Regions from separate parts of the Homo sapiens genome. Here all the other regions are linked to region 3. Evidence: chromatin contacts called from ENCODE Hi-C or POLR2A ChIA-PET data. All regions are on one chromosome and are shown on one strand. Each heading gives the region's core, a stretch centred on a gene start or an enhancer-like site at or near the end of the contact. The rest is flanking DNA. Distances are from core to core; before and after follow the strand shown. Region 1 overlaps LOC105373262 (a long non-coding RNA gene). Region 2 has its middle 23 kb from the start of ZBTB18. Region 3 has its middle 110 kb from the start of ZBTB18.

Region 1 (4,711 bases), core at 603-3,102, 110 kb after region 3:
CATCAAGCAAGCTTCTTCCATCTGCGAGGGAGGAGGCAGCCCCCGGACAGCTGTGGTTGGGACCTTCACCTTGAATTATGTAACAGTAGCAGGGGATGGGCAGATTGGCCTTCTGAATTATGCTTCCTTAGACTGGCATTTACATGAGTTCGCGGACCCTAAACACTCACCAGCAGACACAGCGAGGATGGCTTTATCCCTGGAGTAATTAATCCATGTAGCAAAGGGATCTCCAAGGTGCTGCCAACAGTCTTGGGATAATTGAGACCTTACAGCAAATAAATCCCCCAGAATCACGACCGCTTTCACCATCCCAAAGCCCCAAAGTGAGAACCACCTTCCAAAAACTCAGAATCCAAAGCCTGTTAATCCCCTTTTGTGGCAAGCCCATCCTCCTGGCCTGCCTGCCCTGCTCTCCTCCCCCATAATACCCATTCAGGGCAGTGACCCCAGTTGGCAACCCGGAGCCGCGTGGGCTGTGGTCAAACGACACCCAGATGAAAACTGCAGCTGATGGCCTGGCCTTTCGGGTCAGTAGCTGCTGTGCACAGCTCTCTCCCTGCCTCCTGAAGTTCAAATGCCAGCCTGATTTCTATCTGGAAGCATCCCAGCCCAAACATGGAACAAAAGTTCCCTCTGACAAGCCCATTTGGGTTCCAAAGTATGTTTTTATGTTTGTTGGCAAATAGAACTGTCACCAGCAACAATAACAACACTGTTTTCCCTCCACTGAAGCTACTTCATTTCTTCACATTTGTTCCAGGGCTGGAACTGGACAGATGAATAATGTAGGCTAGGCGGCTGGCCCAAGTCCTGACCTCGTGCCTCCAAAAGCAAACACAGAGGTGAAAATGGAGACTTGTTTGTTTGAACTCTCACTGCCTAATTTAAAAAAGAAAAGGCAAAAAGAAAAACAAACCTCCCACCATCCTATTTCATCAATGTAGACACTGATGGGTTTTGTTTTGTTTTGTTTTGTTTTTCTTTTCTTTTCTTTTCTTTTTTTTTTTTTTTTTTTTCCATGTCTTACTTTTTGAAACATGGAACTACAGCCCTCTACTGGTGCAAGGAATGAAGCCAATTTCTCAATCATCGAGGCTACCCTGCCATCTTGTGGCCATGTGAGGGATGCACACGTGTAGATCAATTTCTCAGCATCACAAAACAGTCTAGGTAAGACGTTGGAAGGGTTCTTCAAAATATTCACATGGACTTTCATTTAAGACATTTCTTGTATCGTTTGGGGAAAACATCAATGGGATTTGGAGTCAGAATGTTGGTTCCTGCGTTTAAGCTCTGTCAGTGATTTGTGACATCATCCCTGAGCAAATAATTTCATTTTTAGGAACCTGTTTTCTCATCTGTAAAATGGAGGTCATAATAAATGTTTGATTCTTGGAGTTTTGTAGTGTTTACATAAGATCATGCATATGAAGAGTGCCTTGTCCACTTTAAAATCATATGCACATGAATATATTAAAAATCCCTAGAGAAGTAGTTTCTATCATCATACTTGGTAAAACTTTAGAAACTTGAAATCGGTTTCAATGACTAACCTTACTATAGTCTAAAGCCCTGGCCTCAGAATAAAGAGAAGGACTTTACACTGTCTCATGCTTTCCTAAAGATACATACTGCCAAGTCCTCTCCGTTTTCATTTTTCTGATTTAAGTCAAGTCAGTTTCTTCGGCCTTGCTTCACGGGGCCAGCCAATGAATAATGAGGAGTGTAGATGCGTCTTGGGAGGTGAAATAACTTTGCTTACATGGAATCGCAAAGTGCTCATTAGTGTGGGGGCTTAGGTATTTGGCTCCCTCGTCTTTTGGAAAAAGCCCAAACCAGACACAGCAGCTAAAGGAGCCCTCATAGGATGTCTGTGCTGCACGATGCTGACGCAAGATGACTCATCACACACTAGCTGGGTTTGGCCACTGCTTCTGTGCAGCTGTTTGCAGAAAGCCAAAAATTTCTGGTGCCAAGCTGGGGGCTTGGTGAACAAACCCAAATGTTACTGTCCTCATCTCCTGCTAAATTTCAGTCCTGCTCGGGCCGTGGCCCAACCAGTGTTAAGTCTACTGATGAAAGTCCAAGTCACTGTCCTCTGTGCCCTCTCGTTACTGTGTCCTCAGGTTACTGAATTTATCATTCATCTCACTGATGCATAAGGTAGGCTTAGGGTACATTTGGCAGCAGGATCAATAGTTTTGCAAAGAGAAAATAGATGCCAGCCAAAGGAACATCGAATCCTTGGGCGAATGATGAGGACGGATGACTCATGTCCAGGCCATCTTCCCTCCGGGCTGGGCTCCGCTGTCTCCATACTCACCTTCTGTCTCCAAGTTTGGTTCACTAGGCCCATCCTCAGGAAGCCTCCCTTAGGATCCAGGATGAGTCACCAGCACCCCAAGTGTGCTCGCTGGTGAGGATTATAGGAGGGGGAGGTAGGCTGTGTCTACAGGAGATCCTGGGGCACATCTGGGGGATGGAGGTGAAAGGTTATCCCTCTGTCCTACAGAATGAGGGTCCCCCTTCAATCCCCTAGAGGTGACATGCCAGAACGCCTGAATCAGAGAAGGCACTCATTCCTCCCACCTAACTCTTTTTATTTTTTTTAATACTGAGTCTTGCTCTGTCACTCAGGCTGGAGGGCAGTGGTGGGCTCCCAGATCACTGCAACCTCCGCCTCTCAGGTTCAAGTGATTCTCCTGCCTCAGCCTCCCGAGTAGCTGGGATTATAAGTGCACACCACCATGCCCAGCTAACTTTTGTATTTTTGGTAGAGATGGGGTTTCATCATGTTGGCCAGGCTGGTCTCGAACTCCTGACCTCAAGCAATCCACCTGTCTTGGCCTCCCAAAGTGCTGGGATTACAGGCGTGAGCCATTGCACCCGGCCTCTTCCACCAAACTCTTACAGGGTTATCCCAGAATCTTCCAGAGACACCACCCTGTGGATGCAACCTGGGGCTTTCTTCTCCACAGGCCATGTCTGAAAATAGGAGGTTCTTCCTCTCTTCCACACTGGGAGAGAGATAGCAGTCAGGGAGAGAGAGCAGACGGGGAGAGAGATAGCAGTCAGGGAGAGATAGCAGTCAGGGAGAGATAGCAGTCAGGGAGAGAGATAGCAGTCAGGGAGAGAGAGCAGACAGGGAGAGAGATAGCAGTCAGGGAGAGAGATAGCAGTCAGAGAGAGAGAGAGCAGACAGAGAGAGATAGCAGACAGGGAGAGATAGCAGACAGGGAGAGATAGTCAGAGATAGATAGCAGATGGGGAGAGATAGCAGTCGGGGAGACATAGCAGTCAGGGAGAGAGATAGCAGTCCGACAGAGATAACAGACAGGGAGAGATAGCAGTCGGGGAGAGATAGCAGTCAGGGAGAGATAGCAGTGAGGGAGAGATAGCAGTGAGGGAGAGATAGCAGTCAGAGAGAGAGATAGCAGTGAGGGAGAGAGATAGCAGTGAGGGAGAGATAGCAGACAGAGAGAGAGATAGCAGTGAGGGAGAGAGATAGCAGTGAGGGAGAGAGATAGCAGTCAGGGAGAGATAGCAGTGAGGGAGAGAGATAGCAGACAGAGAGAGAGATAGCAGTGAGGGAGAGAGATAGCAGACAAAGAGAGAGATAGCAGTGAGGGAGAGAGATAGCAGACAGAGAGAGAGATAGCAGTGAGGGAGAGACAGCAGTGAGGGAGAGAGATAGCAGTGAGGGAGAGAGATAGCAGACAGAGAGATAGCAGTGAGGGAGAGATAGCAGTGAGGGAGAGAGATAGCAGTGAGGGAGAGAGATAGCAGTGAGGGAGAGTGATAGCAGTGAGGGAGAGAGATAGCAGTGAGGGAGAGAGATAGCAGTGAGGGAGAGAGATAACAGTGAGGGAGAGATAGCAGTGAGGGAGAAATAGCAGTCAGGGAGAGATAGCAGTGAGGGAGAGAGATAGCAGTGAGGGAGAGAGATAGCAGTGAGGGAGAGAGATAACAGTGAGGGAGAGATAGCAGTGAGGGAGAAATAGCAGTCAGGGAGAGATAGCAGTGAGGGAGAGAGATAGCAGTGAGGGAGAGAGATAGCAGTGAGGGAGAGAGATAGCAGTGAGGGAGAGAGATAGCAGTCAGGAAGAGATAGCAGTCAGAGAGAGAGATAGCAGTCAGGGAGAGATAGCAGTCAGGGAGAGATAGCAGTGAGGGAGAGAGATAGCAGTGAGGGAGAGAGCAGTGAGGGAGAGATAGCAGGCAAAGAGAGAGATAGCAGTGAGGGAGAGATAGCAGGCAAAGAGAGAGATAGCAGTCAGGGAGAAAGAGAGCAGTCAGAGAGAGATAGCAGTCAGGGAGAGAGAGAGCAGTGAGGGAGAGATAGCAGGCAAAGAGAGAGATAGCAGTCAGAGAGAGAGATAGCAGTCAGAGAGAGATAGCAGTAAGGGAGAGACAGCAGACAGAGAGGGATAGCAGACAGAGAGAGAGATAGCAGTGAGGGAGAGAGAGCAGTCTGGGTTTTCCTTCAGGAAGGTGCGAGAAGGTGAGGTTTTCTTTAGAGGTTTTTCATGTTCTTTTTAAACACTTAACATGAGCCAAATGAGAGTGGGAATTAAAGGTATGATGGCCAAATCTGACCTGAAGCACCCACTGTCTAACAAGAGCGGAACTGGTGATGGCCACAATAATACTGCAGACATCTCTTGGAGTTTTCTGTAATACATGGAAAAACACCAGCCTTGGAAACTCA
Region 2 (4,472 bases), core at 1,452-3,951, 88 kb before region 3:
TGAGCCACTGTGCCTGGCCTGCACTCCAATTCTTGTGATTTGTATTTGGAGGGCTTTCGGGCCTGACATTGGGCTGCTGCCTCTCTTCAGGCCTTTGTTGATCTTCCTGCCTGCCTGCTGCGTGGATGGGGTGCAGATCCAGGCTTGCCCACTTCACGATGGTGAGAGCTTGGGCACATGACAGGGTCCCTTGAACCCCAGTTCCTCACTAACATAGGGATTTCAGCAACTCTCTCTTAGAAAGGCCATGGGGACGTGTGAGTTGGTACCTTTCAAGCAGTGGAAGCATCGTCTCTGCTAGGATCCTTTCAGTCACTGTTTTCAGTGACCGAAAACAGACACAGACTAGTGTGAAGAAAGAATAGACTTTATTAACTCACACGGCTAGGAAGCCCAGGAGCAGCGCTGGCCTTGGGGGTGACTGGGCACAGGGCTGAAGATGACACTAAGTTCTTTCATTCTCTGTTTGCCCTCCTCACCCCATTTTCATGGGTTCGCTCCTGTATTTCCAGCTGAAAATGGGCTTTCCTCACATAATGGGGGAAGCTTGCCAGAGGTGGAAATGGAACTAAGGTAGAGGGAAAATGTTGACGAAGTGGCTACTGCACACTTGGGCCTGGGGATACAGCAGTTCCTGCCGTCATGGAACTTACTTACCAGCCAATGAAACAATGAAACCAAAAATGACCATAAAGTATCATGAGTGTTATAAAAGTGAAGTGCACCGAAAGAGGGGTCGCGCTGTAAGTGGAGTCCAACCTGGCTGATGTGCCAGAGAAGATTCTTCAGAAAGTGGCAGGGGAAGAGGAGTCAGCCTGTAAATAAGCGGGTGGAACAGTGTTTTGGGCAGAGAGTTAGCATGTGCGAAGGACCAGACAGAGAACTGGGCAAATCTGAGGAAACTGTCAGATCTTTCTCAGTCCAGTGGGTCTGGCTAGAGCACGATGGGAAAGGTGTATCAGTTTCCCAGGGCTGCCAAACAAATCACCAGCAACTGGGTGCCTTCTAACAACAGTCCTTTATTCTCTCATTGTTCTGGAAGCAAGAAGCCCAAAATTAAGGGGTTGCCAGAGCCATGCTCCCGCCAGAAGCTCCATGCGGGAATCCTCCCTTGTCCCTGAAGTTCCAGTGGCCGGTGGCTCCAGGCGTTCCTGGTGGCTGCACCACTCCAATCTCTGCTTCTATCTTCACGTGGTCTTCTACTCTCTGTGTCTTCTCTTCTGCCTCTTTTTTTTTTTTTTTTTTTTTGTGATGGAGTCTCACTCAATCACCCAGGCTGGAGTGCAGTGACACGATCTCGGCTCACTGTAGCCTCTGCCTCCTGGGTTCAAGCAATTCTCCTGCCTCAGCCTCCCGAGTAGCTGGAATTACAGGCACCCACCATCATACCCGGCTCATTTTTGTATTTTTAGTAGAGACGGGGTTTCACCATGTTGGCCAGTCTGGTTTCGAACTCCCGACCTCAAGTGATCCTCCCGCCTCGGCCTCCCAGAGTGCTAGGATTTCAGGTGAGAGCCACCGCACCAGGTCTCTCTCTGCCTCTTAAAGGACACTTGTCATTGGATTTAGGGCTCACCTGGGTAATCTAGGATGATCTCCTCATCACAAGATCTTTAACTTAATGGCATCTGCAAAGACCCTTTTTCCAAATGAGGTCACATTCAGAGGGTCCGGTTGTTAGGTGTGGACATATCTTTTTGGGGATCACCATCCAATTGAGAGAGATGCTACTGGGCTGGTCAGCCAGGCCAGGACCTAGGGGATCTGGGCCTCATCCTAGAGCAGGAGAAAAACATTCCATTTTGCACTCCAGAAAGAACACTGTGGTTGTGGATGTGCCATGTGAGATGCAAGCAGGGTGGCTGGCCTGTCAGGAGAGGACCGCTGTGGTCCACGTGACAGGTGATGGAGGAATGGGCTGAGGCAGCAGCCCAGCCAGGGATGGAAAGAAGGGTTTGGGTCCCAGTCAAACTTAGAAAAAACAAGTCAACGGGACTTGGGGACTGATGGGGCTGGGTGGCTGGCGGCAGGGTGGAGGCAGGGTATCATTGGATGATGTGTATCAATGTGATACGTATCCCTCACATTAATTTTTCCCAGGAGACAGTGCTAGGAGGATGGAAAGAATATTGGCTTTGAAATTGGCGAAACCTTGGTTGAATTCCCAACGCTATTCCACTTTCCAGCTTCTTGACCTTGGTTGTGTTTCTTACTATTTCTGAGCCTCAGTTTTCTCCGACATAAAATGGAGATAATAATACTGAAATCACAGGGCTCTTGAAGGAATTAAATGACAGCCTATGTGGCGTAGTGGGCTCTGGGTGGCCACCTGGGCACCACAGATGTGATGTGCTCTTTCCTCCTCCTTCCTCCTGCCTGACCAACGTCCCTTCCTGCAGGGGCTTCCCCGGGCGCTCAGCTGCACCCACCTCCTACTTCTCTCCCACTTGCTTCCTGCACGGCTGGCTCCACCCCACCTGCAGCCTTTTTTTTCTCCTGGGACCTGCCCACGCATTGCCCTCTCCACTGTCCTGGAAACTTCAACAGATATTTTCTCACCTGTTACCCCTAAGTAGCCCAGGCTGCAAAACGGGTAGTCTTAGCGCCTTGAAAGGGAACCTGAAGGGCTTGCTGAGTTTACTGCCGGCTGCGATGTGTTCGTTCACTGGTTTATTCCTGCATCTATGCATCCACTCCCTCAACAAACACTTCGAGTGGGCGAGGCATTGTCTCGCACCGCGAACACTGAGCTGAACGGAAATGTGGTTCTCACCTCATGAAGTTTACTAATTCTACCAGGCAACCCGCCCTCTCTGAGCTCATGAATTTTCTGGTTGCACTGATTTAATGGCTTCACTCTCTGGCTTTGACACCCCCACAGGTAAAGTGAGGGAGAGCGGGAGGAGCATGAATTTGATTGTCCAGTCTCATCCGGGCTAGGTGGACATTAGGACACACAGGCAGGTTCCCAGGAGGTGGAACAGAAGCTGGAGCTTCCCTGAGAAAGCAGACACCCCCGTCCTACCTCTCAGACACATTTCCGTCTTCACTGGTGATGTTTTTCTCCACCCCGTTTCTTGCCACTTGCCATTCATAATCACTGCTCTTGGTCTGGTAAGCAGAGAGGGCAGGACAAAAATTTGATTTACTTACGACAATGTTTTACAAGCTTGAGCATAAAAACATGTGGTTTCCTGGGACTGGCCATCCCAGGAATTTGGCTGGGACATTAAGGAGTTGGCTGGCACTAACTGTAAGTGCCTACCACTTCCTACCCTCCTGGGGGAGGCTTGCCTTGCTCTTCTGAGCACTTTCTAACTTCAGGCTGTCTGGAGCCTCAAGGTTCTCCAACGTATGCAAATGCATGTGTTCTGACACAAGATGCAAATGTCAGGAATCCTCTTTTAAAAGGGCCAGTCTCTAAGACTTGCAAAAACGGCGACCGGAGACTGACTTAAACCTACCACCCGGAAGAGATGTTGGCTGTGAGGAAGGGAGAAACAATGAAGTGTGAGATGGTGTGAACTCTGGAAGGCAGAACCTTAGGGAAAAACGAAAGAGTAATTTCGTTCGTTGATGAATTCATTTATTCTACTAAGTATTGTGCAGAGCACTATAGGGTTTACCAAGAATAAAAATTGTCTCTATCATGGAGGACCTAAAAGAGATCAGAGAGAAAAGTTTTATTCTCGGTTTACCAAGAATGACAATTGTCCCTATCCTGGAGGACCTAAAAGAGACCAGAACCTTAGGGAAAAACGAAAGAGTAATTTCGTTCATTGATGAATTCACTTATTCTACTAAGTGTTGTGCAAAGCACTATAGGGTTTACCAAGAATAAAAATATTGTCCCTGTCCTGGAGGACCTAAAAGAGACCACAGAGAAAAAGGCAAGTACACATGAACATGTGTTTTGCTTTGAGGATCGTGCAAAAAAGCTGATATGAGGCGAGCACCTCATGTTTAACGTACTCTGCTTCACTCGACATAAATTCCTGCTAGCTTCCCTAACAAAGTTTCAAGGTAGGCACTAACACCATTTTACAGATAAGGAAACTGAAGTTGAGAGAGTAATTTTTCCAGGAACCAGGGTTCCAACCTAGATCAGCTGACTCTGAAGCTTATTAAATCCACCTGTGGAAAATCAAGTTAAGAAACAGATTAAAGGGGCCAGGTGCAGCACTTTAGGAGGCTGAGGTGGGCGGATCACCTGAGGTCAGGAGTTCGAGATCAGCTTGGGTAACATGGTGAAACCCTGTCTCTATTGAAAATATAAAATTCGCTGGGCGTGGTGGCATGCTCCCGTAATGCCAGCTACTGGGGAGGCTGAGGCAGGAGAATAGCTGGAACCCAGGAGGTGGAGGTTGCAGTGAGCTGAGATCGGGCCACTGCACTCCAGCCTGGGCGACAGAGTGAGACTTCCATAACTTTTATGATATAGTTTTCAATCAGCTGATTTACCTCTACGATTT
Region 3 (4,735 bases), core at 418-2,917:
GGAAACTTTTGAAGTTTTGTCATCTTTAAGACATATCCCTCAATGTTGCATTTCTAAGCAAATGTCTGCTTGTCTAAATCAGAAACCTGGACATCACACCCAACTCTTTTTCCCTCAGTCTCTCTATATAGTGAGTCATCCATTGTGTTCAATTCTATTGATGAAGCATCGTTTGATCTCCCACCTTCATCCTCATCCTAAACCTCTAGCCTTGCTGCTCTCTGATCTGTCATCTATACTGATGTTACCGGAAAGGGTTCCCAATCCAGACCCCAAGAGAGGATTCTTGGATCTCACGCAAGAAAGAATTCAGGGCCAGTCTACAGAGTAAAGTGAAAGCAAGTTTATTAGGAAAGTAGAGGAATAAAGAATGGCTACTCCACAGACAGAGCTGCCCGAGGGTTGCTGGTCACCCATTTTTATGGTTATTTCTTGATGATATGCTAAACAAGGGGTGGAGTATTCATGCCTCCCCTTTTTTGACCATATAGGGTAACTTCCTGACGTTGCCATGGCATTTGTGAACTGTCATGGCGCTGGTGGGAGTGTAGCAGTGAGGACGACCAGAGTTGCTCTCGTCGCCATCTTGGTTTTGGTGGGTTTTGGCCAGTTTCTTTACTGCAGGCTGTTTTATAAGCAAGGTCTTTATGACCTGTATCTTGTGCCAATCTCCTATTTCATCCTGTGACATCAAATGGCTAACCATCTGGGAATGCAGCCCAGTAGGTCTCAGCCTCATTTTACCCCACCCCTATTCAAGATGGAGTTGCTCTGGTTCAAATGCCTCTGACACTGATGCCAGAGTCAATTTTCTGCAATATAAGCCTAATTATGCTGGGTTCCCCACGGCCTTCAGAGTAAATGGCAACATCCTTAGTAGCCTAGAAGAATCTTCATTGCTTGGTTTCTACCTCCCTCAGTTTCTCCCAGAGGCCCACACCCATGTTCCCTACAGCCAGGTGTCCAAAAGGGCCTTATTCCCTGACACATCCCATCCTCAGCCTCAGTTCCTCCTTATTTGGGAGTGCATTTTTTCCTCCTCTTCTCTTAGCTAACTTCTATTTCTTCATGAAAACTCACCTTAAGTATGTTCTGCTCCCAACACCTTTCCTTTTGGAGCCCACCAGGGCTGAATTCGGCGCCCCTCCTCTACCCTGATCTGTGACCCTTGACATGCTCTGTACTCTGCCCAGCCGGTGTGGCCCCCGGATTGCCATTGTGGATTTGCTGGTCTCTGTTTCTCATGGACCGTGAAGTCCTAGAGAGTGGGAACAGTCTCTTTTCTTTCTCTGCCTCCCTAGAGATTCCATAAGGCTGACCCACAGAGAATGGGTAAGTTATTGTTGGACACATATCAGATAAATGCTGCTAAATTACACATGAAATGATCCTTCAAGGTGGTAGTATAGATCAAGAGTCTGAACCCAGTAGAGTAATAAAATAGCTTCTTGTTATCACTTGAAATTATATAAGCAACAACTGAAATTCTAACCAGGAGCTCTGAGCGCTGCCGTTGGGAGGATTCCTGCTAGGGACATCTCACTGCTTCTGATGGCTTAGGATTTGTTGGGCCACTGTTTCCCTGGGCACATGTTGGTTTATTTGCTTGCTTTTATGGTTCGTTTGCCATTTCCCTCATAAGGAGATGAGCCGTGCATCAGGATCTTTCCTTTCTCCAAGGCCATCAATGATTCACGTGAGAATTTCATACCACATGGCAGAATCGTTCACATTAGAGTCCTCCACAGGCCAAAAGGAAATAGTATATTCAGGGCTCATCCTTTGCATAGAAAGAACTCTGTTCACCAAGGCATTTTAAACCTGGGATTTAATCAGTTACTTTGCGAAAACTGAAATGATGTCCTTCCCCCATTTCTGAGAGCGAATTTGAGATTAGGCTGGGTGATATATCATGAGAAAAAAAGAACAGAATGAATGGGGATGGCCTGAAGCTCAGGTGGGTAATTTCCCAGCATCTTCCCCATGCTGCTCCCTGGGGCTTCCCAGGTAAACTGTGCACTGGCTTCCAGCAGCCTTTCCCTGGTCTCTAGGTGGCCTTTGTTTAAGCATTACATGGATGTTTGCAAGATTATTCAAGTGATTTCCCACAATTTATTTCAAGCATTTACTGTAGGTGGCTTCAGAATTTTAAGTAGCATGTAAACTACAGACCACCTGCCTCAATGCACCATATCCAGCATCGGTTTTATATCCTAACAAGACGGGATAAGGCACAGTTCTTGAACTGCTGCCAACTCTCCAGAAAGGCACTGGGTACATCGGAAATGCCTTCCGGGGGCCTCCTAGCACTGTCCGGAGCATTTGTCCTTCAGAGCCTGGCCCCAGACCTGTTCCTCTCCCCATAGCTGGGTTCACCAAAGGCACTTCCTGATAACTGTTCCAGGACTCAACAATCAAAAATGAAAAAAATCAGAGAATGTTTTAAAGCCCAAGGATATAAAGTACTAAGACTCTTCTAAAACCTGATTGTCCTTCTCCAGTGTGGTAAGCAGGCTCTGACTCACTTCCCTCCTAGATAGGATTTCCTCCTGTGTATACTCCCAGAGCTAAGAGATTCTTCGAATGCCTTTGCCATTACCCGCATTTCTTCAGTTTGCATCTCTGAATATTCTTAGGCTGTGCTGAAGGTGTTTCTAGCCACATGACACTATCTTCATCGCTTTTGGCATTATCCATATTGGCCTCTCCTCTGGGGTGGTCCCTGGGGATTGGTGGCCCCTCACCTTACATAGGTGTCACTGGGCATGGATATGGTTGTCTCATGTCTAGGGTGCTCCATGGTCAGAGCAGAGCTCCCACATCCCAGGCAGGTCTGGAGCAACCCCCAAAACAGAGCGGGCTCTTGTGCCTTCAGGAGGTATCAATGACATCTACTGTCAGTCTGAACAAAAAGCTACCCTTTGGAAAGAGAGCAAACCAAATTCATACGAGCTCACAGAACTCTCTCCACTAATCATGCACTTTGATTAAGTGTTCTCACATGATCAATGCTGAGTGAAACTTTAGACCCTACTAAAGCCTCTCAAAGACGCAGTCCCTGTGCTCCAAACACCTGTTCTTGCTAATGAATCATCGTGAAATGCAAAATCAATCCTATGCAGATACATTGATGGCCTCTTAATATTTTTACCCTAGCCTTGTAGGGCAGTGCATTGGGTGCTTTTTGATGTTTTCATGAGTTTGAGTATTGCTAATGCTGATCATTACATTAAAGAGGAGCATTCATTGGATTAAACCTTACAACGTTTTTGTGTGGTAGATGGGAAGAAACATAATCTTAGCTTTTAGCCTGTGAGGTATTATAATCTCACATTACCATTGAGGGAGATAAGGAGCAAACATAAAAAGCCAAACAAACAAATGCTATCATTTCAGGTACTTCTAAGTACACTGAGGAGATAAAATAGGGCCCTTATATAAGACAGGGAACCTGGGGACTGGGATGGAAGACAGGGCACTGCTTAATCAACAGAGTGAGGAAGGCATGCGTCTCTAAGGAGATGCCAGAATGAGAGGCAGGGGCCACACAAATTCCTGGGGAAAGAGTGCCCCAAACAGCAGGATAGCAGGTGCAATGGTGTTAAGATAAAAATGGCTGTGGCTAAATGGACAGTATGACTGTAGTGCAGAGGGCGAAAGGGAGAAGGGTCCCTAGTTAGGTGAGAGGAGAAGGCAGGAGCCAGAACACGGAGGCCATTTCAAATTTTATTTTAAGCATCATTGAAAGACATCAGCAAAGTTTAGGCAGGGGAGTGATATCATCTGATTTATGCTTTAGAAAAATCACTGTATCTGCCCTGTGTAAGATGGACTGTAGGATGCAATGAGGAGATGAGAACAGGTTAGGAGCAACAGTTCATAGGAGAAATGATGGGACCTGGGACCTGGTTGTTGCAGTTGAGGTGGTGAGCATTGGTCAGCTTGGGGATGTACTTTGCAAGTAGTGTTGACAGGATGTACTCATGGATTGGGTGTAGACTCCAAGGGAAGGAGAAGAATCAGTAACAACTCCAAGGGTTTTAGTCTGAGCAATTGGGTGGACAATGATGCCACATACTGAAAAGGGGAAAGCTCAGTTGGGATGGGAAGAAGTGATCTGAGGGCAGAAAAAGATGAAGGTTTCAGCATTGACACTGTTGGTTGTGGGGTGCCTCACTTAGTCATCTAAGCAAGGATGCTTAGATGAGTATGTGAATCTGGAGCTCAAAGGCATGTCAGGGCTGGATAAATAAATGTGATGGTCAACAGCAAGGAAATATGTCTTAAATCTATGGGACTGGATGAGATCATCTTGGAAGGATGTAGATAGATTAGAAAGTCAAGAATGGAGTCTTAGGATACCCCAACATTTAGAGAAAAGTGACAAGGAGGCGCCATTAGGAGAGCTGAACACAGAGCCAGTGACGTAGAATAAGAACAGCTTCCACCTGAGAGAGCCGCAGGGCCAGGAGGTCCTTACAGCGCCTCCAGGGGTCAAAGAGCAGGGAGGGAGTGGATGGGAGCTTTCAGATGGGGAAAGAGGAGAGAAGAGGCAAGTTTCTCAGTGTCTACTAGACCATCTCGGTGGAGTAGCTGGGGCATACTCTGACCTTTTTCTCCAGTCTCATCGGGGCTGTCTATCTGGGAGATACAAACCTTCACAACACTCCACAGTGTTGCTTGCTCCACTTTGCTTGTGTGTGTGGGTTCTGGGACTAGGGACCAGCAGTGCCAG

What was found. Hi-C counts contacts between places; a loop is a spot of excess contacts on that map. ChIA-PET counts read pairs that join two places held with the same protein, here RNA polymerase II (POLR2A). Pooled maps may share reads with other maps.
Region 1: a map of endothelial cell of umbilical vein shows a loop between it and region 3 (4-fold over the local background). The contact joins two enhancer-like sites. A Hi-C loop is called at or near these places in 10 of 168 maps with a recorded cell type or tissue (CD8-positive, alpha-beta T cell, Caco-2, Calu3 and 7 more) and 11 of 50 pooled maps. POLR2A ChIA-PET finds 5 or more read pairs at or near these places in 2 of 52 experiments (OCI-LY7 and activated T-cell).
Region 2: a loop to region 3 is called in a map of PC-3, with 2.3 times the contacts of the local background. The contact joins two enhancer-like sites. A Hi-C loop is called at or near these places in 2 of 168 maps with a recorded cell type or tissue (PC-3 and posterior cingulate gyrus) and 2 of 50 pooled maps. POLR2A ChIA-PET finds 5 or more read pairs at or near these places in 1 of 52 experiments (MCF 10A).

The regions. Positions count from the first base shown.
Region 1 is chr1:244,272,104-244,276,814 of GRCh38, forward strand. The region is part of intron 1 of LOC105373262 (a long non-coding RNA gene); the gene reads right to left. Among named protein-coding and RNA genes, the nearest start is that of SPMIP3, 78 kb to the right of the region's middle. RefSeq lists a silencer at 959-1,185. Within about 2 kb of position 1,853, at least 21 of the 41 ENCODE cell types and tissues checked have a DNase peak (open chromatin) inside an H3K27ac peak, as active enhancers do; they include PC-3 and endothelial cell of umbilical vein, where a contact is called at or near this core.
Region 2 is chr1:244,072,255-244,076,726 of GRCh38, forward strand. No RefSeq gene overlaps it. Among named protein-coding and RNA genes, the nearest start is that of ZBTB18, 23 kb to the left of the region's middle. RefSeq lists an enhancer at 2,562-2,611. Within about 2 kb of position 2,702, at least 4 of the 41 ENCODE cell types and tissues checked have a DNase peak (open chromatin) inside an H3K27ac peak, as active enhancers do.
Region 3 is chr1:244,161,669-244,166,403 of GRCh38, forward strand. No RefSeq gene overlaps it. Among named protein-coding and RNA genes, the nearest start is that of ZBTB18, 110 kb to the left of the region's middle. Within about 2 kb of position 1,668, at least 13 of the 41 ENCODE cell types and tissues checked have a DNase peak (open chromatin) inside an H3K27ac peak, as active enhancers do; they include PC-3 and endothelial cell of umbilical vein, where a contact is called at or near this core.